Regions from separate parts of the Homo sapiens genome. Here region 1 is linked to region 2. Evidence: read pairs that join two places in POLR2A ChIA-PET (ENCODE). Cell type or tissue: CD4-positive, alpha-beta T cell. All regions are shown on one strand. Each heading gives the region's core, and the rest is flanking DNA. Links, peaks and the distances in the headings are about the cores only.

Region 1 (5,754 bases), core at 212-5,211, 71 kb after region 2:
CTTTTCCTCTTACCTTTTCTCTGAAGGTGGCTCTGGCTGTGTTGCAGAACAGAGACACACTTGTGAAATATTCAGGAGCTGAAGTCCCCCAGTTCTGTCTTTTTCTCAGTTTAAACAGTGAGCAGGTAAAAAAGGTGTAAGGCAACGTGTCTGTGAGTCTCTTTTGAAATCTTTGCTTGAATTACATTGTTATCTGCACTTCTGAGCAACAGACAACTGGGCCATTGAGCATGAGGAAGACCGAATGCCAGGCAGTCAGCACCCCACGCTGCTCTGCTGGGGTTTAGGCTGCTGGGGGAGGCAAAGGGAGGAGTCCCAGGAAGGCAGAGGAGAAGATGATTTTCTCCACCAAGGACTTTCAGGAAGCTTAGAGCTCCCTGTGCCGTCTGAGCACCGAGCTCCCCTACGAGATTCAACTCAAAGTTTGGCTTCAAAATAAACTCCAGGCAACTGAAAGACAGTACTTAGGCACTTAAATTAAAATCAAGCGTGAGATGAGTGGTTTTGTTTTCTATGGGGAGGTGGGCAGTTGAATTTTTAACATCTTTTATTGTTGTAATCTTCAAACATACGTAAAAATAAAGAGGAAAGCATAAACATTCTTATTCATTAATCACTTAGTTTCAACAACGATTAAACTTTATTTTTTTAATTAGAGGGAAGGAGCAATATATATGACTAACATGTCATGGGCACCAGGGGGTTGGAGGTAAAGCAACGTGGGCTTTGCAGGGATCGACTTTGGATTCAAAATCCTCAGCACCCTCTCACAGGGTATGACTACAGCCAGTTTCCTAATTTCAGAGTCCCACTTCACTTATTACACAATATAAATGAAGGTATCTATGTGACAGAATCATATTGTATACAAATTGAATAAGAAGTATAGAACCAGTCCCAGAGCAGGTGCTTAGTACGACCACGATGATCACTGTCTTGAGATGCATCAGTTAATCATCTCACAGGAATAAAAGCCCAGGGGAAAGTCAGAATATTTTAACCCAGGCCAAGTCAGGCAGAGGCCTGAATCTGGCAGGTAGGGGATTTTCCCAATATGTTTTCATGGAAACAATCTATGCCAAAAAGCCTCAAGTTCGCACATGTTACAAATAAGACAGATGCATTTCTAATGGCAGAGGAAGGGAAAGACTACATAGAATTTATTTCTTTGTCTTCTAATTTCATAGCAAACAGTTAACCATTTACAATCTCTGTAAGGTCTGTGGGGTTTCAGTGCTGAAACTCTAACACATATTGCCTAGGTGAATGGCCCTCAATCATGGGCAATTTTGCCCTCCAGGGGATATTTAACAATGTCTGGAGACAATTTTGGTTGTCATAACTGGGGCTGGGCAGGGTGGCTAGTGGTAGCTAGTGGGTAGAGGTCATGGATGCTGCTAAACATTTTACAGTGCACAGGAAATACCCACCACCACCACAGCATAAAATTACATAGCCCTAAGTGTCATTAGTACTGGGGCTGAAAAAACCTTTGGATAGCCCCAAACAGATCAAGCTTTGAGGTCAGCAGAATTGTATTGAATCTTGACTCTGTAGCTTACTAGCTTGGGCAACTTTCTGTAAATTTCTCTCTGTATAATTTGGGGAAGAGAATACCTTTACAGGTATGTCTGCTTAATCTAAGATAATATGTAGAATGTGTTGAACTTTGTACTTGACAACATGTAGACACTCAATAAGTGGCAACTACTGAAATTGCTCATTCATTGTTGTAGTTTGTGATATTGTCAATAATAATACTCAATTTATTTTTTAGAAACTTTGATAAACCAAGTGAAGATCTAGATCTGCAGAGAAACACTAATCCTGACTTAGGAGCCTGGTGTGAAAAATCAGAAACTGCCAAGGGAAACTGTACTCAAAAGAGCACTGGATATGGGGTCATTGAGGAGCAGGTGGACTCTCCACTGGGAAATGGAAAACATCAACTTTTAACCCTAGTTTTTCAACCATAGCACTATTGACAATTAGGCCTAGGTAATTCTTTGTTGCCATAGGGGTCTGCCCTGGACACTGTAGGATATGCGACAGCATCCCTGAACTCCACCCACTAAATGCCAATAGCATCTCCATGCCCTTAGTGTGATAGCCAAGATGTGTCTTCAGACATAATCAAAATAACCCCCAGTTGAGAACTAGTGATTTGAACAAATAATGGCAAATACAGAGTATTCTGCCAACAACACCACACACTGTCCTTTCAGCCTCCACCCCCACCCCATCCCTAAAGCAGGTGCCACTCATCACTCCTGGCACCATATGCTGCTGAGCCCAACATAGACCTAGATATTGTGTCCACCCAGCATACCAGACAACCACTGTAGATCTATTCTTTTGAAACTTTTTACCCATTCAAATTTAGACTCCTCCTGTCCATGCCTTAATTTGCTTCTCTGCAGCATATGAAGTATCTTCTACTTCTCAACAAAGTCTCCTGGCTGCCCCCACCTCCCGTGCCCTAATTACCGATTGTCTTGAACATCCATTCCCGCTATCATTCCACTGGTCCACCTTCGACAGTCCTTCCAATGCACTGGATACCATTAAGGTGCTTTCTCAGAGATTCCTGAATTTCTCTCCTGTTTATTAAAATGCAGGTTTCTCCAAGATGAAAGGGTTAGTGATTATTTTTCGATATTAATGTTATTGTTTTCCTGAAGCTTCTGTTGTTCCGTAATTCAAGGACCCCTTGTCGAATCCCATATGTAGCATGTTTATTAGATGTAATATTTTATCTCTCGGACTCAGTGCCTGACACTATCATTTCCTTCTTATTTCAATAAAAATGATCTCCCTCCTCGTGGTTCTGACAGGAGCTAATGGTTTTCTTTATCACAAGAGAAAGTAAGAGTGGGCAGTGCTAAAAGACAAAATGAACTGTATATATTTGTGCCTTAATTCAATTTATACCATAAACTCCAATCTTAACAAAGTAACTTCCTAGTATTAGATAGAACAAAAGAAAAAGCCACTGTGAAAGTCTAGGGGCTGCCAATTTTTCTGGATTTGCAGATGGTAGATTTGAAAAACAATATTTAAATGTAACTTTGTGGAAATAGAAGGCACCTGCCCCAAATGGCTCAAGTGATTTCTGATTTTCCTTCCTTTTTTTTTTTCTGTCTTTTTACTTCTTGGTGTATATGGGGGTGTGGAGAAGCTTTCCGTCCCTGTAGCTTAATCAAGTGCTAATAGAAGCAAGTACAATGATAATTGACAGAAGCACAATATTAGCTGTTTGATGAGAATTCCTCTCTGCATGTAAATTCCAGGTGGATTCTGCCAAGCCTTGTAAATTTGTTACCAAAAAAAAAAAAATAAATAACCTTTTTTCAGTGCACAGTTGGGTCATGAACATTCCCGTAGGGAGCTAGGAGTTTTATATCAAATGCCAAACCATTGTGAAAATAGGATTGTTTGAAAAGCACTTCCTAGATACTATGTGGAGATGAAGATATGAGACAAAATTTGGAGCTTTACAAGTGCCGGCAACAGCGGGTCACCCCATTGTGTAGCGATCTCTCCATCTGTCTACGTTTGTGCAGAGAACCAATGTCTTTGAGTGCTACATGAAGGTCAAAAGCTCCAGGCATAGCCCAACTTGGTTTGGGGTTCAGGGTCTGTAACTACCCAGCTGTGTAATCCCAACAAACATGTCTTAACCGGGGCAAGTGTTTGATCCTATAGAATGAGGACATGAGAATCTAGCCCCTTGGGTTACTGTCAGAAATAAATGACACCTCTGTTCAGTGTTCAGTCATTCCTGCTACACACTAAGAACTCAATAAATGGCTACTCTACTCTTGCCCTATTATCCTGTTGCTCTCTTCAGTCAACATTGTTACATTCAGCCCTGGGGATTCTGACACGGAGTGGGCTGGAAGTCTCCATTCAAATGTCAAATCCACCAGTACTTGCAAGGCGCCCACTGGGACAGTATCCTGGAGTAGGTGTTGTAGGGAATTCAGAGATGAGTTTGACATGATCCCTGACTCCCACGGGCTCATTAGCTCTGGGGGAAGTATTTGTAAACACCATCCATTGCATATTGATGGCATGTCTCTACACTGACAGTAGGTGCATTGCTGCAGACCGGTGTGCTGTTGTTCAGGTAGAAGTGCTACTTCACAGAGTTTGAGTCCCTTTAGGGTAAGGCAAGTGCCGCTGCTGAATCACTTTTGCATCCCCAGTGTCTAGCACAGAGCCCAGCTCATTCACTCATTCATTCATCATGTGTTCATCAGCAACATGTTTACTGAGGACCCACCATGTAGCAGATGATGATAGGGATGCATTGATGAACAAGGCAAACTTATGATCCCTGAGCTTATAGACTTTGCATTTTGTTCAGGACAAAAGGCAGTAACCAGGCTCTAGCATCACACCTAGCAAAGAGACTTGAAACTGAGTCTTTGTTAGGTGAATAAATGAAAGTAAACACATACATATACACAAAGTCAATTCAGGTAGATGGTGTCATGAAAAAAGGAGCGAGGATGCTACAAGAGAGTAGTGCAGGAGGATGTGAGTTGATGTCAGGATCAGTGGGAAGTTTCTCAAGGAAGGATAAAGCACTGGAATCTTCTATTGACTTGGTATGCAGGACTTCCAAGGAAGACTTCCCTTCGGCTTGGCTGTGATGCTTCTAGCCTTCCTAGCTCATATTTCTCCCTTCTTACTGTACAAACTCTGTGTTTTCTTTGGGATGCCTGTCATCTGGGTGTGCAGTGGAAATGTGAAGTCTTGCCCTTTGAGAAAGCTAGGAATGAGAGTATATGCATTATCCTTCTTCAGGGAGTCATACAGTTTGCCATAGAGGGAGTTCTTAGGAGACTTGTTCAAAGGGAATTCTGCCAATGAGATCACACTTGGAAATGTTAACACATTCCATGCCTCTACTAACTTATTCACTGATTTGACAACTAATAATCTGGTTCTTCCATGTGCCAAGCTCTGTGTTAGATCCTAGGCTACAAGGGTGAGGAAAACAGCAGGTGCCAATACAGTTCAGCCAGTCCAGGTCAGCAGCCATTCAATACTTCTTCTGTTCCATGCACGCTGCTCAGTAGAGAGATTCTGAGAGGACCAACATAGAGTCCTGCTGGTTGGACAGTCCTTCTAGTGATAGAGACAGAGGCATTAGCATCCAAGTTCAATATTCTGAGATAGTAACAATTTTTTGCTGTAATCCAGGGTCTGTCCCTTGCTAGCAGAAGTGGCAGCTGGTGGGCCAGGTACCACCTGCTTCTCACTGAGGAAACATGACTGTATCACCTCTCCAAGCACAACCTAGCCATTATTAGAATTCTGTGGAATTAGAATGGGACTCACTTCAACAAATTACTGCTGCATTCTAGTTAGGACCTCTGAACCCCATCAAGGGACGAAGGACACACAAAGGAAATAAATCCAACCTCTGGCCTCAGGAAGCTCTCAGGCTAGTTTATCCACCGACTGCAGGTACATTTATTCCTCAATGCTTTTAATTCTCCCATTTTTAAAAAGATCAATAGCGTCTCCTAGCAAGACCCACAGACTAAAAGAGCAGGGATTACTTCATAAACAGCCATCATTTGTTCATGCCTACAATACCCTGTCTATTTCCCTACTTACAATCCTTGCTCTGCATTGTCCTGGATGAGTGGCCTTGGGCAAGTTACTTCCCTTTGTGAGCCTTGATGTATTCATCTGTACAACGGAGACAATAACAGTTCCTACCATGTGGCATTATGGTGA
Region 2 (5,754 bases), core at 347-5,346:
TTTAATCACAGTTATAGAAGTAGCCAGAGCATCAGTATTTCTTGCACCTTCCCCATAAGCTCCAATTCTCACAGGATGACACAAAGAGAGCCAAGTGACACCTTCATATGCAATTCCCCGTATTACAAGAGAGGATCTCTGAGCTTAGGAAACCCAAATGTTTTATAATTAACAGTAAGGCTGCTAGCTCTTTCCTCTAGAGGGAAACACTATCCTATAAACAACTTTAGACAGATAGACCTGAACAAGGAGCAGTCAGTGCCTTATTCATAAGATGTGCAGAAACACAAGAAACACATAACCTTTTCCAATATAAGGCATGTATCTAAGGTCATGAATGGCAAGATTGGACCCAAATTGGGATACTGTAGAGCCCACATGCTAACCACCAGGCTCTGCTTTCTCCCAAGCTCTCAGGGCACCTGAAAGATGAGGGTGGCTAAGAGAGGACTCATGCAAAGTCAGCGGCTCTCTGGGGCCATTGGTGTCTTGGGCTATGCATCTAACCTGCCTCTCATTACCCCAGGGGCAGAGGGTCTGCTGCAATTAGCAGGCCAGAGACAGGAGTTTGGGAGTGAACTGGGCTATGAAGGAATAGAAATTGAGACCCAGAAGAACGATGGCAAGGCATGGTGACAGGGAGCAGAGAGTGGGAGTGAAGACAGGGCTGGGAAACCCTTCTGCTGGAGTCCTTCCCCTACATCTCAGTCCGAGCTGCATGGCTTGTGGAAGGCCCCTGGGTTTGAAGGGTCAGGTCTGAGAAGACCACTGTGAAATACAGGTGAAATACAGCTGATTAAAGGTGAAAGACCTGTCAGGCAAAGAGCATCATAGGATCTGCAGGTTTGGGAACTGAGGGCACAGCCTGACCCTGGCTGTCCATTCCTTCAATGGGTGAAATCTCGGCTCTGGTGACACTGGGTGTGGGTACAGCTCAGGAGGACCTTTCAATGGCTGGGGCTCAGTGTTTAACAAAGTTCTAATCTAGGTTAGGGCTCAATGCTGAGGGCTCTTTGGAGTAAAATCATCTCTTTATTAATGAGATCCAACCCTATCTCTCTGATAGAAATGATGGGAAAAGGTGCCCCTTTGGTGCTATTCAAATGAAAGAGTGAGAACAGTGGGTGTTTTTAAAACTCTCTCCCTATCATAGGAGGATGGAGCTCATTAGTGAGGGGAATGATTTTGCTGGGGAAAGGCTGTTACAATAAGAAAACATAACCTACTCAAGATGAGCCAGATCCAAGTCAATTAGGCTGGGAAAAAGATGGTAGGGAGAGGGAGAGAGAGAGAGAGAGTGAGCTTCAAAAATACCACCTCTTTCCTTCCATTCATTTGAATAACAGCAAGGGGACACTTTAGTTTTTTAATCATTTTTTTAGTTGAATCACTCTGGATCTCATTAATATAGAAATGATTTCACTTAAAAGACCTGGTGTTAAATTCCTGTTCAACTGAGATTAACCAAATCAAACATGATTTGACCAAAAAAGAAAAGTCTAAAGTATTCTATCTATTGCTAATACATTACAATCTGACTTTAAACTTATAAAAAGGATACACATGATATTTTTCATTCAGCTCCTTTTGATGTATCTGGAATACATTTTCCTAGGTAAACTGGTATTGAAATTCACAATGAAATGTGGTTAGCCACTTGAAGTTACTGAAAAAGAAGGGATTCAAATAATTTACATATGTGTGAGAAGGGGATCTGGCACATAATGTAAACCATAGAGGAAGAATATCTTCCACTGGGGACATATTTTCCTGGACTATTCCAGGAATCTTCATTTCATTAACCTTGCCGGGCCACAATTACTTTATGCTGTCAGGTGAATACTCTGAATCTGAAAGTGGCTCAACCTCAGCACTATTGACATTTGGGGCCCAAATGCATGGAACCCTTTGCTGTGGGGCCTGTCCTGGGCATTACAGGATGTTTAGCAGTATCCCCGACCTCCACCCATTAGGTGCTAGTAGCAGCACCCACCCAATGTGACAACCAAAAATGTCTCCAGACTGCAAAATATCCTCAGGATTGGGGGCAAAACTGCTTCCCCACCCCCGGGGACATCACCCCCCGCCCCACCTCATTGATAACCATGCTTTGAAGGTCATCTTGGCAAGGAAGCTAGAAGCTAAAGGAAGCACAGTGCATAGAACAATACATGTGCCTGGGTGCAACTGATGGTCCTAACTTTGTTCCAGAAGTTCCTCTGGAGAACCTTGACTTGCCTCCTTGCCTCCAACCTGCATGCTGCTCTAGTTTGCTTTCTACTCTCCCTCCATGGTAATTTTACTAAAGGGCTCTTTTCACCTCACCTTTGCTGGGTACCTCTGGGCAGGAAGTGGGGGTGGCATTCTGAGGTCACTCACTCTCTGAAAAACAACCAGGTGTGGCAAAGAACAGAGCCTTTAAAAACAGCCATGGCAGAGTTGGAGTCTCGGCTCTTTCATTTCCTAGATAGAAAGTCTTAGACGAATGCTTAACCTGCTTGAGAGTAAATAAAGCTGTTACCACAGATATACCCAAGGCAAAGAGACAGAGAGAAAGAAGAGAAGTAGTCTAGCTTCTCCCTTCCACCTGCTGCCAGGTTGCTTGCCCAGGGCTGTCAATGGCCACATTCAGGTGGAAAGCAGCTGACCAGTGTAAAACCTGGAGAAGAACCAGCAAAAGTCAACCCTCCCAGAGAGAGAGCTCAATGAGGCCCAAGCGAGGACTGGGTCTGAACACAAAGTGGGCCTAGAACCAGTGCCAACATCCAACAACAGGGATATGTGCTCGTTTTACAATTTTGTCTTTTTATAGTGGTTTCCCTGACTCTTCTGAGTTATGAACTGCTGTTGATAGTTGAGTCCAATACACCATCAGGAACAAACCATGGTAGTCACAGCATTATTAGTTACTGGATGTTCTGAGCCAACTAGAACCAGAACCAGATTCAAGAGAGCCTTGGACACATCCTCGTATGATTCCACTGGAAGAGCTTCCTGGGATGGAGAAGGGACCCTGCTGACATAAGGCTCTAAGGCAGGGATGGGCAAACTTTCTCTGTACAGGGCTAGCTAGAAATACAAGGCTCTGCCAGCCATACTATAGCTGCTGCAACTACTCAGTTCTACTGTTGTAACGCAAAAGTAGCTGTAGACAGTACCCAACCAAATGGATGTAGTTCTGTTCCAATAAAACTTTATTTACAAAAACAATGGGCTGGACTTGGCCCGATGGATGTAGTATGGCCATCCCTGCTCTGTGGGGCTAAACAATGTAGTCCTACGGCTCCAAAGATAGCAGCTTAATTGGATTGTCTTGCTTGCATGAAATCACTTATTTGGAGCCATTATTTAAGGGAAGGTAAGTTCCAGTTTATAAAATACTTTTTGTTCAATGGTTTATGTTTAGTGTAAATGTAGAGTTATATTATTCACAGTTAAAAATACAGCACTGATCAGGAGATTATTAAAAATGATTTAAATGGAGAGACAGACCTAATTGCACAGGAAAAAAAATAATTTTCCACAGGGTATATACTTCTTCTCTTGTAGAAAAGCACGCCAGTTTCCTTGGCAAATTCACAGCCCGGCACTCCGACGTTCTTAGCATTCATGCACGCTACCAATGGATTTACAATTGCAAATCAGCCCTGTATGGGAGCTGGTGATATGTTAGACTGTGTTTATTACATCTCTTGTGTGCCTGTACATTCGTGTGATGCTCACTCTTTCTCCTCCCAGAACAATTAGCAATGGGTCGACCTCCTATTGTTGTATTAGCGTAGGGTCTGTAATGTGGGAAGGAACTGGGCTTCTTCTCACTCTCCCTCCACAGTATCCCCTGTCTTTCCAGCTAGCAAGCAGCTTTCTCTCACAGGAACACAAGAAGAGCAGCTTTCTTTTAGATCTGTCTCCACCTAGGATGTTTAAGGAGCTCTAAATCAGTGCACCATGCACCAGCTGGTCTGAGAAGGTACACGGAATCCACAGCCATGTTCCCATCTCTGCTTGCATAATGCCTGTCCTGCAGCTCCTCCCACACCCCTGCCAGCAATCAGCATTCAATTCCCTTTATCTCCTGTCCTCTGGGGCCCATCTCAGCTTTCCCTTTAAAGATTCAAGTTGGGTTGGCTGCCCTGACTTTGCCTTATTCAGGATGAGCGATACAGCTTGGAGGGTGGGGTGTGGGTTTTGGTCTCAGACAGATCCAGTTTCCAATCCCAGCTCACTGTGTGACTTTAGGCAAAATACGCTACCTCAGTTTCCTCATTAGTAAAATGGGAGTAATGACACCTGTTATAAGCTGAATTGTGCCCCTGCCTCTCAATTCATATGTTGAAGAAGATGACCTTAGAGTGTGCCTGTATTTGTAGATAGGGCCTTAAAGATGTAATTAGGTTAGAATGAGGTCCTCAGAGTGGGCCCTAGGTCAACCTCACTTGAAGACATGTGAGGACATGAAGACTTGAAAACCATGTGAAGACACAGACAAAAACACAGCCATCTACCACCCAAGGAGAGAGACCTCAGAAAAAAATCAACCTTGCTGACACCTTAATCTTGAACATTTAGACTTTGGAGCTACAAGAAAATCAATTTCCATTGTGTAAACCCCCCAGTCTGCTGTACCTTGTTATGAAGGTACCCTTATTATGAAGGTTCCCAATAAGATTCAGTTTCTAGGATCTTATTGGGTAGTTGTTGCCCACAAGCTCAAGATGTTTCCTGTTTCTCAGGAATTTTTCCCCCAGTTGTGACCACTTACCTTATAATGCCTGAGGAGCCCACCTGACAATCACAAGACAGTCATCTGGGAATCATCTGATCTTCTTCGGGGCCCTTTCTTGTCCTGCTCTTATCTGCCAATCTACCTATTATAACAGTGGGAAGCAGGACCAAGCATGGTAACTTTCACTCGTGTCCATGTGAAGAGACCACCAAACAGGCTTTGTGTGAGCAACAAGGCTGTTTATTTCACCTGGGTGCAGGCGGGCTGAGTCTGAAAAGAGAGTCAGCAAAGGGAGATAGGGGTGGGGCCATTTTATAGGATTTGGGTAGGTAAAGGAAAATTACAGTCAAAGGGGGTTGTTCTCTGGCGGGCAAGGGTGGGGGGGTCACAAGGTGCTCAGCGGGGGAGCTTTTGAGTCAGGATGAGCCAGGAGAAGGAATTTCACAAGGTAATGTCATCAGTTAAGGCAGGAACAGGTCATTTTCACTTCTTTTGTGGTGGAATGTCATCAGTTAAGGCAGGAACCAGCCATCTGGATGTGTATGTGCAGGTCACAGGAGATATGATGGCTTAGCTTGGGCTCAGAGGCCTGACATTCCTGTCTTCTTATATTAATAAGAAAAATAAAATGAAATAGTTGTAAAGTGTTGGGGTAGCGAAAATTTTTTGGGGGTGGTATGGAGAGATAATGGGAGATGTTTCTCAGGGCTGCTTCAAGCGGGATTAGGGGTGATGTGGGAACCTAGAGTGGGAGAGATTAAGCTGAAGGAAGATTTTGTGGTAAGGGATGATATTGTGGGGTTGTTAGAAGAAACATTTGTTGTATAGCATTATTGTCGATGGCTTGGATACAGTTTTGTATGAATTGAAAAACTAAAAGGAATAAGAGAAGGAGAAAAACAGGTATTAAAGGACTAAGAATTGGGAGGACTCAGGACATCCAAACAGTAAGTGCCTAAGGAGGTTCAGCATAGCCCTGCCAGCAAAGATTATTTATTTACTTTAAGAGTGGCGGTTTGGGGAGAGCA

The links. ChIA-PET counts read pairs that join two places held together with the same protein. Peaks named below come from ENCODE experiments on the same cell type or tissue, not always from the same donor. Only the 100,000 strongest peaks of a DNase experiment are listed, where the experiment ranks them.
Region 1: POLR2A ChIA-PET joins it to region 2 with 14 read pairs; 2 of 35 experiments call an interaction of 5 or more read pairs at or near these places.

The regions. Positions count from the first base shown.
Region 1 is chr14:98,512,786-98,518,539 of GRCh38, forward strand. No RefSeq gene overlaps it. Among named protein-coding and RNA genes, the nearest start is that of LINC02914, 200 kb to the right of the region's middle. In CD4-positive, alpha-beta T cell, for the core only: no CTCF peak of the experiment used is centred there; no DNase peak of the experiment used is centred there; H3K4me3 peaks cover 133 bases.
Region 2 is chr14:98,441,885-98,447,638 of GRCh38, forward strand. No RefSeq gene overlaps it. Among named protein-coding and RNA genes, the nearest start is that of LINC02914, 270 kb to the right of the region's middle. RefSeq lists an enhancer at 3,779-4,280. In CD4-positive, alpha-beta T cell, for the core only: no CTCF peak of the experiment used is centred there; a DNase peak (open chromatin) is centred at 2,367; H3K27ac peaks cover 1,258 bases.